Regions from separate parts of the Homo sapiens genome. Here all the other regions are linked to region 1. A link is a contact called in ENCODE Hi-C or POLR2A ChIA-PET data. All regions are on one chromosome and are shown on one strand. Each heading gives the region's core, a stretch centred on a gene start or an enhancer-like site at or near the end of the contact. The rest is flanking DNA. Distances are from core to core; before and after follow the strand shown.

Region 1 (4,703 bases), core at 1-2,500:
GTGTGTCTTGTCCAAATCTCACTGAGTCCCCAGCACATGCTGGGGAGAGGTGATGGCACGGACTGAGGATACAGTGGCAAAGGCAGTGCGCACCTATCAATTCCAGGGCCGGCAAAAGGGCCAGTTCTGGGTTCTGGCATCCCAAGCTCCCTGTCCCTGGCGGCAGTCTCTTCCTTCCCTTTCAGCACCTCATTATCCTGGTATCTAGGAAGAGCGCAGGGCCCCAGGCCCACAGCGTCTGCATCCCGAGAGGTGAAAATCTAAATGCCACTGAGGCAGCTCTCGGGTGTCCCCAGCACCACACAGCCCATTTGGGGACAAGATGACAAAACTTGCCATCCTTCATAAGGCTGGCCCCGGGTCTCCAAGCCCAAACTATCTACGTCAGTGCCAACGTGACCAGCAGCAAACCAATCTTTCACCTCAATCACTTCCTCTCCTCCCCTCTACCCCCTCCCCGCCAGTGATCAAGTCCTCCCCCACCCCAAGAGAGGCAGGGGGTCACATTCCAGGGGGTGTGGGCCATCTGGCAGTAGCCTGAACCCCGGAAAACTGCTTTCCGGAAATTCTCTCCTGCTAGAATTTTATTCCCAGGTCTGACCCCAGCCTGGGGTGTGAATGCCCCCTTCTCGGCCACCTTTCCAGCTCCGGAGACAGCCATTCCCGCAGATCCCTGGCGTGCCTATTCCAAGGCCTGGGCCGCGCAGCACCAAACTGCCCTCCCCTAGGAGACCCCAGGGCGCCCTCTGGCGGACGCGGGCCGTAGGTTGGGGCCATCGTTCCACCTCGAGCTCTCCAGCCCGGCCGAGAGCACCTGGCCCAACCCACACCGGACCAACCAGGTTTGCAGACCCCAGTGCATGAAAGCGTTTTCATAGGGGAGGGGAGGGGGGCTCCACACTCGCGTCAGGGTTGGCAAAGAACCTGGCAGTGGGCCGAGGCTGGGTAGCTGCCACGAAGGGGCGTCCCCTGCAGCCCTGGGTCTCCCCTCTGGAATCTGCCCGCAGGTGACTGTCGCACGTCTCCAACCTCCGGCTCCCGGGTCTGACCCCAGCCCCGCTGCCTGGCTGTGGGGTAGCCCCACTTCCCTTTCGGCTGGCCCGGGCCGCCTGACCCGCAGTTGGGCCCTCGGGGAGGCCCGGGTGGCGGCGAGGGGGTGTCCCCGCGGGGTCCGGGAAAAGGGGAAGGGGAACCGGGAGGCTCTCCAGGTCGGCCTCCTAGAACTGCCCGCTCTCCCGAAGCGGCGCCCCCGCCTCTGCCAGAAATCAGCCTTCTTAGAAGGGAGGGGGGTGGGGGGAAAGTGTGAATGAGAAGTTGGGGGCGGAGCGCGCGGCGGGGAGGGGCCGCTGCCAGGAACGCGCCGCCGGGGCTGGCGCCGCGCCCACCGGCCGCCTCGGCCGCCTCTCGTCGCGCTTTGTCTCCGCGCGCGTCCCTCCCGGTCCCTGCCCCTGCTCGCGGCCCGCCCTCGGCGCCCGCGGCCCCTCCCTCACCCTCCGCGCTCAGCCTTTCTCTGCTGCGAGTAGTGACTAAACATTACAAGAAGGCCGGCCGCGCAGTTCCAGGAATCGGGGGGCGGGGCGCGGCGGCCGCCTATATACCCGCGAGCGCGGCCTCCGCGGCGGCTCCGACTTGGACTCCCTGCTCCGCTGCTGCCGCTTCGGCCCCGCACGCAGCCAGCCGCCAGCCGCCCGCCCGGCCCAGCTCCCGCCGCGGCCCCTTGCCGCGGTCCCTCTCCTGGTCCCCTCCCGGTTGGTCCGGGGGTGCGCAGGGGGCAGGGCGGGCGCCCAGGGGAAGCTCGAGGGACGCGCGCGCGAAGGCTCCTTTGTGGACTTCACGGCCGCCAACATCTGGGCGCAGCGCGGGCCACCGCTGGCCGTCTCGCCGCCGCGTCGCCTTGGGGACCCGAGGGGGCTCAGCCCCAAGGACGGAGACTTCGATTCGGGACCAGGTAGGAAGGAGGAGCGCGGCGTGGGGAGGGGTCTCGCTCAGTCCCGGGAGCTTTTCCCGGTTTCCCCTCCCCTTCCCGGGTCATTCCCGGCAGGGAGGTGACGAGGTAGGGGCAGAGCGGATGGAAGCCGGAGATCCCAGGTTCCCGGAATACTCCGGCTGGGGCCTTCGGGCTTCTCCTGTCCCCTCCCTACCCCCGTGCCTCGGGTTTCTCCCTCCGTCCACACCGCCCGGGGCTACTGGACTGAGCGGCGCCCAGGCAGTCCCGGGGGCCCTTCTCCTGCTCCCCACCCGGCCACACTCCTGGAGACCTAACTTCCGCGCGCGAGTTTCCCACGCTGCGCCCTTGCAGTGCGCGCCTGGGAAGGGGCTGCCCGGGGCCACCCTGCCGGCAGGGGCGGGAGCCGTGCGGGCTCCGTGAGGCGCCTGGATCGGAGCGCGGGCCCAGGAGAGGGCCCCCGGGGCAGTGGGTGCCCCAGTCGCTCGGCGAAGGCAGGGGAGCCGGGGCGGGCCGGGCGCGCTGGAGGGTTCCGGGCACTCAACGCGCTCGCGCCTTCCTCTCCGCAGCCCCCCGGGATGCGGTAGCGGCCGCTGTGCGGAGGCCGCGAAGCAGCTGCAGCCGCCGCCGCGCAGATCCACGCTGGCTCCGTGCGCCATGGTCACCCACAGCAAGTTTCCCGCCGCCGGGATGAGCCGCCCCCTGGACACCAGCCTGCGCCTCAAGACCTTCAGCTCCAAGAGCGAGTACCAGCTGGTGGTGAACGCAGTGCGCAAGCTGCAGGAGAGCGGCTTCTACTGGAGCGCAGTGACCGGCGGCGAGGCGAACCTGCTGCTCAGTGCCGAGCCCGCCGGCACCTTTCTGATCCGCGACAGCTCGGACCAGCGCCACTTCTTCACGCTCAGCGTCAAGACCCAGTCTGGGACCAAGAACCTGCGCATCCAGTGTGAGGGGGGCAGCTTCTCTCTGCAGAGCGATCCCCGGAGCACGCAGCCCGTGCCCCGCTTCGACTGCGTGCTCAAGCTGGTGCACCACTACATGCCGCCCCCTGGAGCCCCCTCCTTCCCCTCGCCACCTACTGAACCCTCCTCCGAGGTGCCCGAGCAGCCGTCTGCCCAGCCACTCCCTGGGAGTCCCCCCAGAAGAGCCTATTACATCTACTCCGGGGGCGAGAAGATCCCCCTGGTGTTGAGCCGGCCCCTCTCCTCCAACGTGGCCACTCTTCAGCATCTCTGTCGGAAGACCGTCAACGGCCACCTGGACTCCTATGAGAAAGTCACCCAGCTGCCGGGGCCCATTCGGGAGTTCCTGGACCAGTACGATGCCCCGCTTTAAGGGGTAAAGGGCGCAAAGGGCATGGGTCGGGAGAGGGGACGCAGGCCCCTCTCCTCCGTGGCACATGGCACAAGCACAAGAAGCCAACCAGGAGAGAGTCCTGTAGCTCTGGGGGGAAAGAGGGCGGACAGGCCCCTCCCTCTGCCCTCTCCCTGCAGAATGTGGCAGGCGGACCTGGAATGTGTTGGAGGGAAGGGGGAGTACCACCTGAGTCTCCAGCTTCTCCGGAGGAGCCAGCTGTCCTGGTGGGACGATAGCAACCACAAGTGGATTCTCCTTCAATTCCTCAGCTTCCCCTCTGCCTCCAAACAGGGGACACTTCGGGAATGCTGAACTAATGAGAACTGCCAGGGAATCTTCAAACTTTCCAACGGAACTTGTTTGCTCTTTGATTTGGTTTAAACCTGAGCTGGTTGTGGAGCCTGGGAAAGGTGGAAGAGAGAGAGGTCCTGAGGGCCCCAGGGCTGCGGGCTGGCGAAGGAAATGGTCACACCCCCCGCCCACCCCAGGCGAGGATCCTGGTGACATGCTCCTCTCCCTGGCTCCGGGGAGAAGGGCTTGGGGTGACCTGAAGGGAACCATCCTGGTACCCCACATCCTCTCCTCCGGGACAGTCACCGAAAACACAGGTTCCAAAGTCTACCTGGTGCCTGAGAGCCCAGGGCCCTTCCTCCGTTTTAAGGGGGAAGCAACATTTGGAGGGGATGGATGGGCTGGTCAGCTGGTCTCCTTTTCCTACTCATACTATACCTTCCTGTACCTGGGTGGATGGAGCGGGAGGATGGAGGAGACGGGACATCTTTCACCTCAGGCTCCTGGTAGAGAAGACAGGGGATTCTACTCTGTGCCTCCTGACTATGTCTGGCTAAGAGATTCGCCTTAAATGCTCCCTGTCCCATGGAGAGGGACCCAGCATAGGAAAGCCACATACTCAGCCTGGATGGGTGGAGAGGCTGAGGGACTCACTGGAGGGCACCAAGCCAGCCCACAGCCAGGGAAGTGGGGAGGGGGGGCGGAAACCCATGCCTCCCAGCTGAGCACTGGGAATGTCAGCCCAGTAAGTATTGGCCAGTCAGGCGCCTCGTGGTCAGAGCAGAGCCACCAGGTCCCACTGCCCCGAGCCCTGCACAGCCCTCCCTCCTGCCTGGGTGGGGGAGGCTGGAGGTCATTGGAGAGGCTGGACTGCTGCCACCCCGGGTGCTCCCGCTCTGCCATAGCACTGATCAGTGACAATTTACAGGAATGTAGCAGCGATGGAATTACCTGGAACAGTTTTTTGTTTTTGTTTTTGTTTTTGTTTTTGTGGGGGGGGGCAACTAAACAAACACAAAGTATTCTGTGTCAGGTATTGGGCTGGACAGGGCAGTTGTGTGTTGGGGTGGTTTTTTTCTCTATTTTTTTGTTTGTTTCTTGTTTTTTAATA
Region 2 (4,703 bases), core at 1,095-3,594, 170 kb after region 1:
TCTACGAAAAATATGAAAAATCAACCGGGCATGGTGGTGGACACCTGTAGTCCTAGCTATTCGGGAGGCTAAGGCAGGAGAATCGCTTGAGCCCAGGAAGCAGAGATTGTAGTGAGCCAAGATTGCGCCATTGCACTCCAGCCTGAGAGAGCAAAACCCTGTTTCAAAAAAAAAAAAACAAAACACTGGGCGTGGTGGCTCACACCTGTAATCCCAGCACTTTGGGAGGCTGAGGCGGGTGAATCACCTGAGGTCAGGAGTTCGAGACCATCCTGGCCAACATGGTGAAACTCCGTCTCTACTAAAAATACAAAAATTAGCTGGGCATGGTGGCGGGCGCCCGTAATCTCAGCTACTCGGGAGGCTGAGGCAGGAGAATCGCTGGAACTCGGGAGGTGGAGGTTGCAGCGAGCTGAGATCCCACCATTGCACTCTAGCCTGGGTGACAACAGCGAGACTCCATCTCAAAAAAAAAAAAAAAAAAAAGTAACAAGGAACCAGATTTTGAAGAAAGGGCTCAAAACCATCATGAGAAATGGGAAGTCAGGGCAGCCTCATGGCAAGGCCTGAGGTCAAATGCCATCTGACCTCCCTCACTTACTTACTGTTTTATCCTCAACAAGTTACTTAGTCTCTGAGATTCAGTTTCCTGACTGGTAGAAGGTATCTATCCAGGCCCGGCACAGTGGCTCACACCTGTAATCTCAGCACTTTGGGAGGCCGAGGCGGGTGGATCACTTGAGGCCAGGAGTTCAAGACCAGTCTGTCCAACATGGCGAAACCCCATCTCTATTAAAAATACAAAAATTGGCCAGGCGCAGTGGCTCATGCCTGTAAACCCAGCACTTTGGGAGGCCAAGGGGGGCGGATCATGAGGTCAGGAGTTGGAGACCATCCTGGCTAACACAGTGAAACCCCATCTCTACTAAAAATACAAAAAAATTAGCCGGGCATGGTTGCGGGCGCATGTAGTCCCAGCTACTCAGGAGGCTGAGGCCGGAGAATGGCGTGAACCCTGGAAGAAGAGGTTGCAGTGAGCCCAGATCGCGCCACTGCACTCCAGCCTGGGCGATAGAGCGAGACTCTGTCTCAAAAGAAAAAAAAAAAAAATTAGCCAGGCATGTAGTACCAGCTACAGTGTGCCTGTAATCCCAGCCACTCGGGAGGCTGAGGCAGGAGAATCACTTGAACCCGGGAGGTAGAGGTTGCAGTGAGCCGAGATCATGCCACTGCACTCCAGCCTGGGTGACTGAGCGAGACTGTGTCTCAAAAAAAGAAGGCATGTATCCAAATCACAAGGTTAAAAGAGATAAAGCATGCGAGTAAAATAAAGCAAGCCAGTCAGTGTGGGTTGCTTCTTCCTCCCAGTGAAGGAGCTCTTTGTCAGAGGTCCTTGGATCTGTCCAATCTGTACCTGGAAAGGTTATTACCTGTAGGATCCTTACAGCCACACCTGGCACACTCTGTGATCACTACCACCATCTTTGTTGCTATTATTTATGATCATGATTATACAATGGGTTTCTTTTCTTTCTTTCTTTTTTTTTTTGAGCCACCGCACCCGGCCTGTATGTTTCTAACCTTCACAACCCCAATGTAAATACCAGCTGTTCTGAATCCTTCAGCCTGTGCCACATAAGCACAGACCCAAAAACATTGTGTAACCTCAGATCAAGGTCCAGAACTTTGTCCCCTAACCTCCTGCGGGTCTATGGATTTTTTTTTTTTTTTTTTTTTTTTTTTTTGAGACTAAGTCTTGGTCTATCGCCCAGCCTTCCAGGCTGGAGTACAAATGGCATGATCTCGGCTCACTGCAACCTCCACCTCCTGGGTTCAAGCGATTCTCCTGTCTCAGCCTCCCCAGTAGCTGGGATTACAGAGGTACATCACCACGCCCGGCTAATTTTTGTATTTTTAGTAGAAACGGGGTTTCACCATGTTGGCCAGGCTGGTCTCGAACTCCTGACCTCGTGATCCGCCAAAAGTGCTAGGATTACAGGTGTGAGCCGCCACGCCTGGCAGGGTCTACGGATATTATTAGCATAGTCAGGACTTCAATTTTCTTTATCCTGAAAACCAGGTTAACAAAAATCCTTAGGAGAAGGTAAAATACACCATGGTGCTCAAGCACTGGGGACCTGGCACGCACTAGGCGCTCTGCATGCCCACAGGAGTGCTCTAGACGGCTTCTAAGCTTCCTTCTTGGAATTCCAATCTAATAAATGAGCTAACTCCGCCCCAGCCCCTTAGTCCCTCCCTGCAATCCACCTACCTCTGCAGACATCTTCTTCCAAGGAACCTTGCTTGGGAAACCCACACCAGACACATCCATCATGGCGTCTACAGCCGCATGGGCGTGCGTCCCTCTGTTTATATGGCCAGAGCCCCGCCTCGCTCCGCCCCTTTAAACTTGGTGGGCGGACCGAGGCGGGGCTCAGACCAGGCCCCACCCCGATCAGCCACGTCCATCGCCCTGATTTCCAGGCCCTCCCAGTCCCTGGGCGCACGTCCCGGATTCCTCCCACGAGGGGGCGGGCTGCGGCCAAATCTCCCGCCAGGTCAGCGGCCGGGCGCTGATTGGCCCCATGGCGGCGGGGCCGGCTCGTGATTGGCCAGCACGCCGTGGTTTAAAGCGGTCGGCGCGGGAACCAGGGGCTTACTGCGGGACGGCCTTGGAGAGTACTCGGGTTCGTGAACTTCCCGGAGGCGCAATGAGCTGCATTAACCTGCCCACTGTGCTGCCTGGCTCCCCCAGCAAGACCCGGGGGCAGATCCAGGTGCGGGGGCCAGCCCTGCGCGTGGCTGGGGATGAGGTGGTCGTGGTGATAGCCTGTGTCCAGGCATCCGCGCAGGGCGGGCCCTCAAATGACCTCACCTTCTCTCCTAGGTGATTCTCGGGCCGATGTTCTCAGGAAAAAGGTAATGGCTTCGCGGGGCTGGGGTGGAGCTCCTTCCTCTTCTCCGGGGACCCCTTGTCCCGTCCCTCCCCTCCCCTTCCCTCCCCTCCCCTCCCCTCCCCTTCCCTTCCCTCCCCTTCCCTTCCCCTAGAAGGACCAGCACAGCCTCCTACAGCTCCCGCCTGGGGTGCTCCTCCCTTGAATTCAGTCCAGGAGGAAGTCTCTGCCCTCTTCTGCCCAGGCCAAGCCCCTCGTCCTGTGTGGACGCCACTCCCTCCTGGAGCTGGTGACAGCTGCTTACAGCTTAGCTGTCTTCCCCACCAAGTCCTCTGAGAAGGTGGCAACCAGTTGTGTCCCCTGTAGGCCAGGCCTTTTTGTACACCCCTATTCAATGTGGCTGTTTCCTTCTAAGGCCAAGGAAACGTAGTCGCTTTCTAAACCAAGGAGTCTGAAGCCGTGGAGCCTCTGCTCTCCTGAGGTGATAGAACCATTCCCTGACCCGGGTGGGGCTAGTGAGTTTCTTGAGTAAACTACCCACGCACCATTCTTTTTGTTTTGTTTTTGTTCTTCTAGAGGTAGGATCTTGCTATGTTGCCCAGGCTGGTCTCAAACTCCTGGGCTCAAGCAATTCTCTCACCTCAGCCTCCCAAGTAGCTGGGACTACAGGCGTGCACCCCCCCGCCTCCACCCAGCTAATTTTATTTTATTTTTATAGAGCTGGGGTCTTGCTATGTTGCCCAAGCTGGTCTTGAACTCCTGGTCTCAAGCAATCCTCCTACTTCAGCATCCCAAAGTGCTGGGATTACAGATGTTAGCCACCATGCCCTGCCCCAACATTCTTTTATGGCCCTGGGGATCACTTCAGCTCAAACCCCTTGCTCAGGAAGATGTGGCTCAGAGTTGGACTTCTTGGACCCAGAAGCAAGTGCTTTTGACGCTGCACACAAAGACTTTCTGAAATTAATTTAGAAAAGCTGTATGCCAGGTGTGGTGGCCCACGCCTTTAATCCCAGCGCTTTGGAAGGCTGAGGTGCGTTGATCACTTGAGGTTAGGAGTTTGAGACCACCCTGGTCAACGTGGTAAAACCCCATCTCTACTGAAAAAAAAAACCAAAAATTATCTGGGCATGGTGGCAGCCTCCTGTAATCCCAGCTACTCGGGAGGTTGAGGCAGGAGAATCTCTTGAACCCGGAAGGCAGGGGTTGCAGTGAGCTGAGATCGCTCCACTGCACTCTAACCTAGGCAACAGAGCGAGACTCCACCCCAAAAAGAAAGAAAGAAAAACTCTGAACTCTGGGAACAACTCTGGGATGAGGTTACTTTGGAATGCAGTCGCAGGTTCCCTCTACATGTAGCCTTTGCTTCTGCCTTCCCCACTACATCTTGGAGAAGGTTACTCCTCCCACACTTCCTGGGACCACCTGAGTACCATTCCTGGACCTCTTCCCCATAGAGAATTCTGACTTCCAACCCTCTTTGTAGGGATATTATACCCTGCCTGCTCTGCCCTGCTCTTTTCTGGCTGTGGTGGGCTCAGTCTGCATACCACTAGGGACAATGAGGAGCCAGGCTTGTTGGGGAGGGGTCTCCTTCTCCCACTCCTCCCGCCGTGGACCTCACCTGACCCTCTCTCCTCTTGCAGCACAGAGTTGATGAGACGCGTCCGTCGCTTCCAGATTGCTCAGTACAAGTGCCTGGTGATCAAGTATGCCAAAGACACTCGCTACAGCAGCAGCTTCTGCACACATGACCGGTCAGTCCCTGCCCCCTGCAGTCCTGTCCAGTGGAAAATCACAAGGCACAGG
Region 3 (4,703 bases), core at 1,626-4,125, 150 kb after region 1:
GGTGGGCGAATCACGAGGTCAGGAGTTCAAGACCAGCCTGGGCAATGTGGTGAAACCCCATCTCTACTAAAAATACAAAAATTAGCTGGGTGTGGTGGCACTTCCCTGTAATCCCAGTTACTTGGGAGGCTGAGGCAGGAGAATCACTTGAACCCGAGAGGCAGAGGTTGCAGTGAGCCAAGATTGCACCATTGCACTCCAGCCTGGGCAACAAGAGTGAAACTCTATCTCAGAAAAAAAAAAAAAATGCTTCCTGAGGAAAACACAGAGTCCCTTTGAGGGACTAGGTAGTTTAGTGCTAAAGACATTGAACAGGGTTTGAGCAGTTCTTATTCCCAATACATACAATTTTGTTCTTGGCTCTTTCTCTGTCCAGTTTCAAAAATTCACCAAGGGTTAATTCTTCAAACTGCTTCTTGACAGAAAGGAAAGCGCAACCGGACGAATGCTTTTTATGTTCCTCTCTAGAAAAATCAAAACAACAGCGGAAAGGCAGCTGAAGGGATTAAAGCGGCAGTCCACTCCCCACGGGCCACCTCCCCACGCCCTCCACAGGCACACCCTGCTCTGCCTCAGGAGTAAGACGTCAAGTCTGAAGTTGATGGCATCAGTGCTTTGCCCAAGCCACATTCCCATATGGCACCTCTTAGCACCTTCTCTCTCCCTGTGGACATCTCCCCCCACATCTGTGTGGCTAATGTATCTATTTTATCTGGACTTCCTTAGCAATTAGTTGGAAAAGTGTTACATGGTATATGTCCAAAGGAATTACATGTCAAATCCCTCCAACATTCTCAAGGAACTGTTTGAAGTAATTTCATTTCACTGGAATTGTTATGTAATCCACTGTAAAGATTTTTTTCTTTTTTTTTTTTTTTTGAGACGGAGTCTCATTCTGTCGCCCAGGCTGGAGTGCAGTGGTGCAATCTCGGCTCACTGCAAGCTCCGCCTCCTGGGTTCACGCCATTCTCCTGCCTCAGCCTCCCGAGTAGCTGGGACTACAGGCGCCCACCACCACGCCCGGCTAATTTTTTGTATTTTTAGTGGAGACGGGGTTTCACCGTATTAGCCAAGATGGTCTCGATCTCCTGACCTCGTGATCCGCCCGCCTCGGCCTCCCAAAGTGCTGGTATTACAGGCGTAAGCCACCGTGCCCGGCCCACTGTAAGGATTAAGGGCAGAGAAGGGCATTATTGCCCCGGGTTCCCCAAGGGACCCCCTAGCTCACACTCTCATTTTCTGCTAGGGGAGTCTCCCTGTATAACTGACTATCACCGTTACCAGAACTGCATTACAATGAAAACATGGCCACACAAAGTCCAAAAAGACAGCCAGTTGTAACTCTAATCTGAAAATATCATAACACTTATTCATTTTCAAGAAGAATACCACTGATCTTTTCCCAGTGATTACGGGGATGCAGTATAACCACCATAGCAAACATACTAAGAAAAAAAACAGCTACTCTCTTCTGGCCAAAAAGAAAAACAACTGGGGTGATTCTCCAGGGGAAAAAAATTAAAGCTGTGGAAGCAACTGAATCCGACAGAAAAAAAGGTGAGAAAAGAATATGGCATTACAGTGTGGAAAGACAGATACCATCCGAGTACAGAATTTCATTGTCATTAACTAGGCATCTTGAAGAAAAAAATCCAGAACAACACTGAAGTATATGCTTTCTTTCTTTTTTTTTTTTCAATTTTTTATTTTTATGACGGAGTCTCGCTCTGTCGCCGAGGCTGGAGTGCATTGGCACAATCTCGGCTCACTGCAACCTCCGCCTCCCAGGTTCAAGCGATTCTCCTGCCTTAGCCTCCCGAGTAGCTGGGATTACGGGCGTGCGCTACCATGCCCGGCTAATTTTTGTATTTTTAGTAGAGACGGGGTTTCGCCAAGTTGGCCAGGCAGGTCTTGAACTCCTGACCTCAGGTGATCCGCCCGCCTCAGCCTCCGAAAGTGTGAAGTGCACACTTTCAAAGGGTAATTTTTGTGCTGTGTAGGTTATATTTCAATTAAACTGTTTTTTAAAAAATCTCAAAAAAAGCACTTGGACGTTCCTGGGAGTTCACAACAACAGGGTCTGCTGATGTATTCTGTTGAACATGAAAGGCATCAGGCATCTTACGTCCACCCCAAGGCATTTTGGTCAAATGAGATTTAATTAGGTTGTAAGCATCACCAAGGCACCAGCATATAGAGAGGTATCCGTTCACAACAGCTGTTTAAGAAGCAATGAGGGTGGAAAGCAACCCTCCCATACTAAGTGTCTTTGCAACTCAAATCTTTTGACAACTCAGTTCAAAACAAAGCCCATCGAGGCTGGCCAGAGAAGACTTACATGGGGTCGTCATCTGGCTCCCAGCCTTCCAGCTCCTTGAAGCAGAAGAAACACTGGGCCAAGTCTGGCTCGTTCTCAGTGGGGCAGTGGATGAAGCCAGCCTCGGCCATCTGCAAGGGACAGCACAGCTCGTGAGTGGACGTGGCAGCCCGGAACCCCGAGGCCCAGCCACAAAGGCCTCGATGGGGACAAAGCAGGGAGGGGAGGCCGGCCTGGACCCAAGGGGCCCAGCCACAGTGGCCTCGCTGGGGACAGGACGGGGAGGGGAGGGCGGCTTGTACCCCCGAGGCCCAGTCACAGTGGCCTCGCTAGGGACAGGGCAAGGCGGGCGTGGGGGACCCCAGGAGGCCGGGCAGTCTCACCCGCTCCGGGGTGCAGGCGCAGCCCTCCAAGAAGGGCCAGTTCTTGAATGTAGAGATGCGGTGGTCCTTGAGAAAGGGCTGCCAGGCAGGGGGCAACGTCGGGGCACCCATGCCGCCGCCGCCACCTCTGCCAACGGGTCCCGCGATTCAAATCTGGCGGTTAATGGCGCGCCGCGGGGCATGTCGGGAGCGCACGCCCTCTTAGGCGGTCCACCCCCCGCGGCCTTCTGGGAGTAGAGGCGGGGCGGCGCGGGGTGTGCCGGGAGTTGTAGTCCTCCCGCCGCGTGGCTCTGCCCGTGGTCGCGGTGCACCCAGCGACGCCGCGCCAGCTCGTCCCTGCCCACACCTAGCGCCCCCTCGACTGCTTTCAAAGAACGCGTGCAGGCCGGGTGCAGTGGCTCACGCCTGTAATCCCAACACTTTGAGAGGCCTAGGCAGGAGCATCACTTGAGTCCTGGAGTTCAAGACCAGCCTGGCCATCACGGTGAAACCTTGTCTCTACTAAAAATACAAAAATTAGCTGGGCGTGGTGGTGCATGCCTGTAATCCCAACTACTCGGGAGGCTGAGGCAGGAGAATCGCTTGAACCCGGGAGGCAGAGGGTGCAGTGAGCTGAGATTGTGCCATTGCACTCCAGCCTAGGCAACAAGAGCAAAACTCAGTCTAAAAAAAAAAAAAAAGTCAGACAGGAGAGCTTTACAGGGTGCCACCTCTGCAAAAAGCATCTACTCCAGACGGGCATGAAGGACAAATGAACAGGGGAGGGATGGAGTGCAGCAGACATCGCTGTCCCGGCGAGTACATCGTTGACTGCACGACCTGGGTTTCCAGGAGGGCCACCTTCTGGAGTCAGGGGCCAGGGACTGGGCCACTACCGTGATAAGAAGACAAGGGAGCTGGGGAAAGCCCAGTGGAGGGTGGGGGCCTGTGCTCAGGGCAAACTCCTCCTTTCCCTTCGCAAAGCAGGGCGTCCCACCAACAGTAAGTCCTGCAGCCTATTAAAAAAAAAATCAGTGTGTCCTCTGCTTTGGAACAGGGTGTTCTGGAGTCACTTCTGGAGCTGGGCATCACATCCACTCACTTCTCTGGTTCTATGGCCAGAGATAAGAGGCCTGGCCTTATTAGCCCTCCAGCCCCACGCAGGCCTGGTGCCTCCACTGTCTTTTTCATTTTGGGGTTTATTTATTTATTTATTTATTTTTGCAACCTCTCCCCACCCCTCCCACCCCGCCCCCATTCTTTAATACAGTAACTTTTTATTTTGATGTTTATTTATTTATTTGAAACTGAGTCTCGCTCTATCGCCCAGGCTGGAGTGCAGTGGCATGATCTCAGCTCACTGCAACCTCCTCCCCGCCACGGGTTCAAGCGATTCTCCTGCCTCAGCCTCCCGAGTAGCTGAGATTAAAGGCATGCACCACCACACCAGGCTAATTTTTGTATTTTTAGTAGAGATGGGGTTTCACCATGTTTGCCAGGCTGGTCTCAAACTCCTGACCTCAAGTGATCTGCCTGCCTCGGCCTCCCAAAGTGCTGGGATTACAGATGTGAGCCACTGCGCCCGGCCCGATGTCAATTTAAATAAAAGATAATTGCAAGAATAGTACAAAGAATACTCATATACCCTTCACCCAGATTTTCTGTTTATGTTTTGCCTGTTTCCTTTAACATTCACTCTCTGCTTCTTCCTCCCTTTCTCTCCTCCTCTCCCTCTCTTACCCCTTCCCTCTCTCTACTCCCCGCTCTCTCTCTGTCTCCTGTTTTCCTTTCTCTCTCCCTCTCCCCAACCTACTTTCTCTCCCCTAGTCTCTCTCCCCTCATATATGTGAACACACACACATCCCTGTATGTGTATATATCACATGCATGTATATGTATGTATATGGGTGGTTTACCTGAACCGTTTGTAAGTTGAAGGCATTACCATACTACCCCGAAATACTTCATTCTCTTACACAACCACAACACAATCATCAAAATCAGGAAACTTAACTTCGCTGCAG

What was found. A loop is a pair of places that touch in the nucleus more often than their neighbours do. ChIA-PET counts read pairs that join two places held with the same protein, here RNA polymerase II (POLR2A). Pooled maps may share reads with other maps.
Region 2: a map of ascending aorta shows a loop between it and region 1 (2.3-fold over the local background). The contact joins the promoter of AFMID here to the promoter of SOCS3-DT in region 1. A Hi-C loop is called at or near these places in 3 of 168 maps with a recorded cell type or tissue (ascending aorta, esophagus muscularis mucosa and gastrocnemius medialis), 1 of 37 single-sample maps with no recorded cell type and 13 of 50 pooled maps. POLR2A ChIA-PET finds 5 or more read pairs at or near these places in 10 of 52 experiments (B cell, BJ, H1 and 5 more).
Region 3: a pooled map shows a loop between it and region 1 (5-fold over the local background). The contact joins the promoter of BIRC5 here to the promoter of SOCS3-DT in region 1. A Hi-C loop is called at or near these places in 1 of 168 maps with a recorded cell type or tissue (naive thymus-derived CD4-positive, alpha-beta T cell), 2 of 37 single-sample maps with no recorded cell type and 7 of 50 pooled maps. POLR2A ChIA-PET finds 5 or more read pairs at or near these places in 6 of 52 experiments (CD4-positive, alpha-beta T cell, H1, HEK293 and 3 more).

The regions. Positions count from the first base shown.
Region 1 is chr17:78,356,995-78,361,697 of GRCh38, reverse strand. It overlaps SOCS3-DT (SOCS3 divergent transcript), which reads right to left and starts at 1,250. Exons shown (of 5, transcript NR_110847.1): 1 at 925-1,250. SOCS3 (suppressor of cytokine signaling 3) reads left to right here and starts at 1,621. Exons shown (of 2, transcript NM_003955.5): 1 at 1,621-1,948; 2 at 2,515-4,703. The coding sequence starts at 2,603. The coding sequence ends at 3,280. RefSeq lists silencers at 720-769, 1,000-1,199, 1,260-1,569, 1,580-1,859, 2,270-2,509 and enhancers at 1,617-2,265, 4,212-4,703.
Region 2 is chr17:78,185,003-78,189,705 of GRCh38, reverse strand. It overlaps AFMID (arylformamidase), which reads right to left and starts at 2,344. Exons shown (of 11, transcript NM_001010982.5): 1 at 2,273-2,344. The coding sequence starts at 2,335. It overlaps TK1 (thymidine kinase 1), which reads left to right and starts at 2,654. Exons shown (of 7, transcript NM_003258.5): 1 at 2,654-2,777; 2 at 2,888-2,919; 3 at 4,541-4,651. The coding sequence starts at 2,712. RefSeq lists a silencer at 2,362-2,501 and an enhancer at 4,540-4,703.
Region 3 is chr17:78,212,425-78,217,127 of GRCh38, reverse strand. BIRC5 (baculoviral IAP repeat containing 5) reads right to left here and starts at 2,875. Exons shown (of 4, transcript NM_001168.3): 1 at 2,701-2,875; 2 at 2,339-2,448; 3 at 347-464. The coding sequence starts at 2,811. RefSeq lists an enhancer at 2,229-3,130.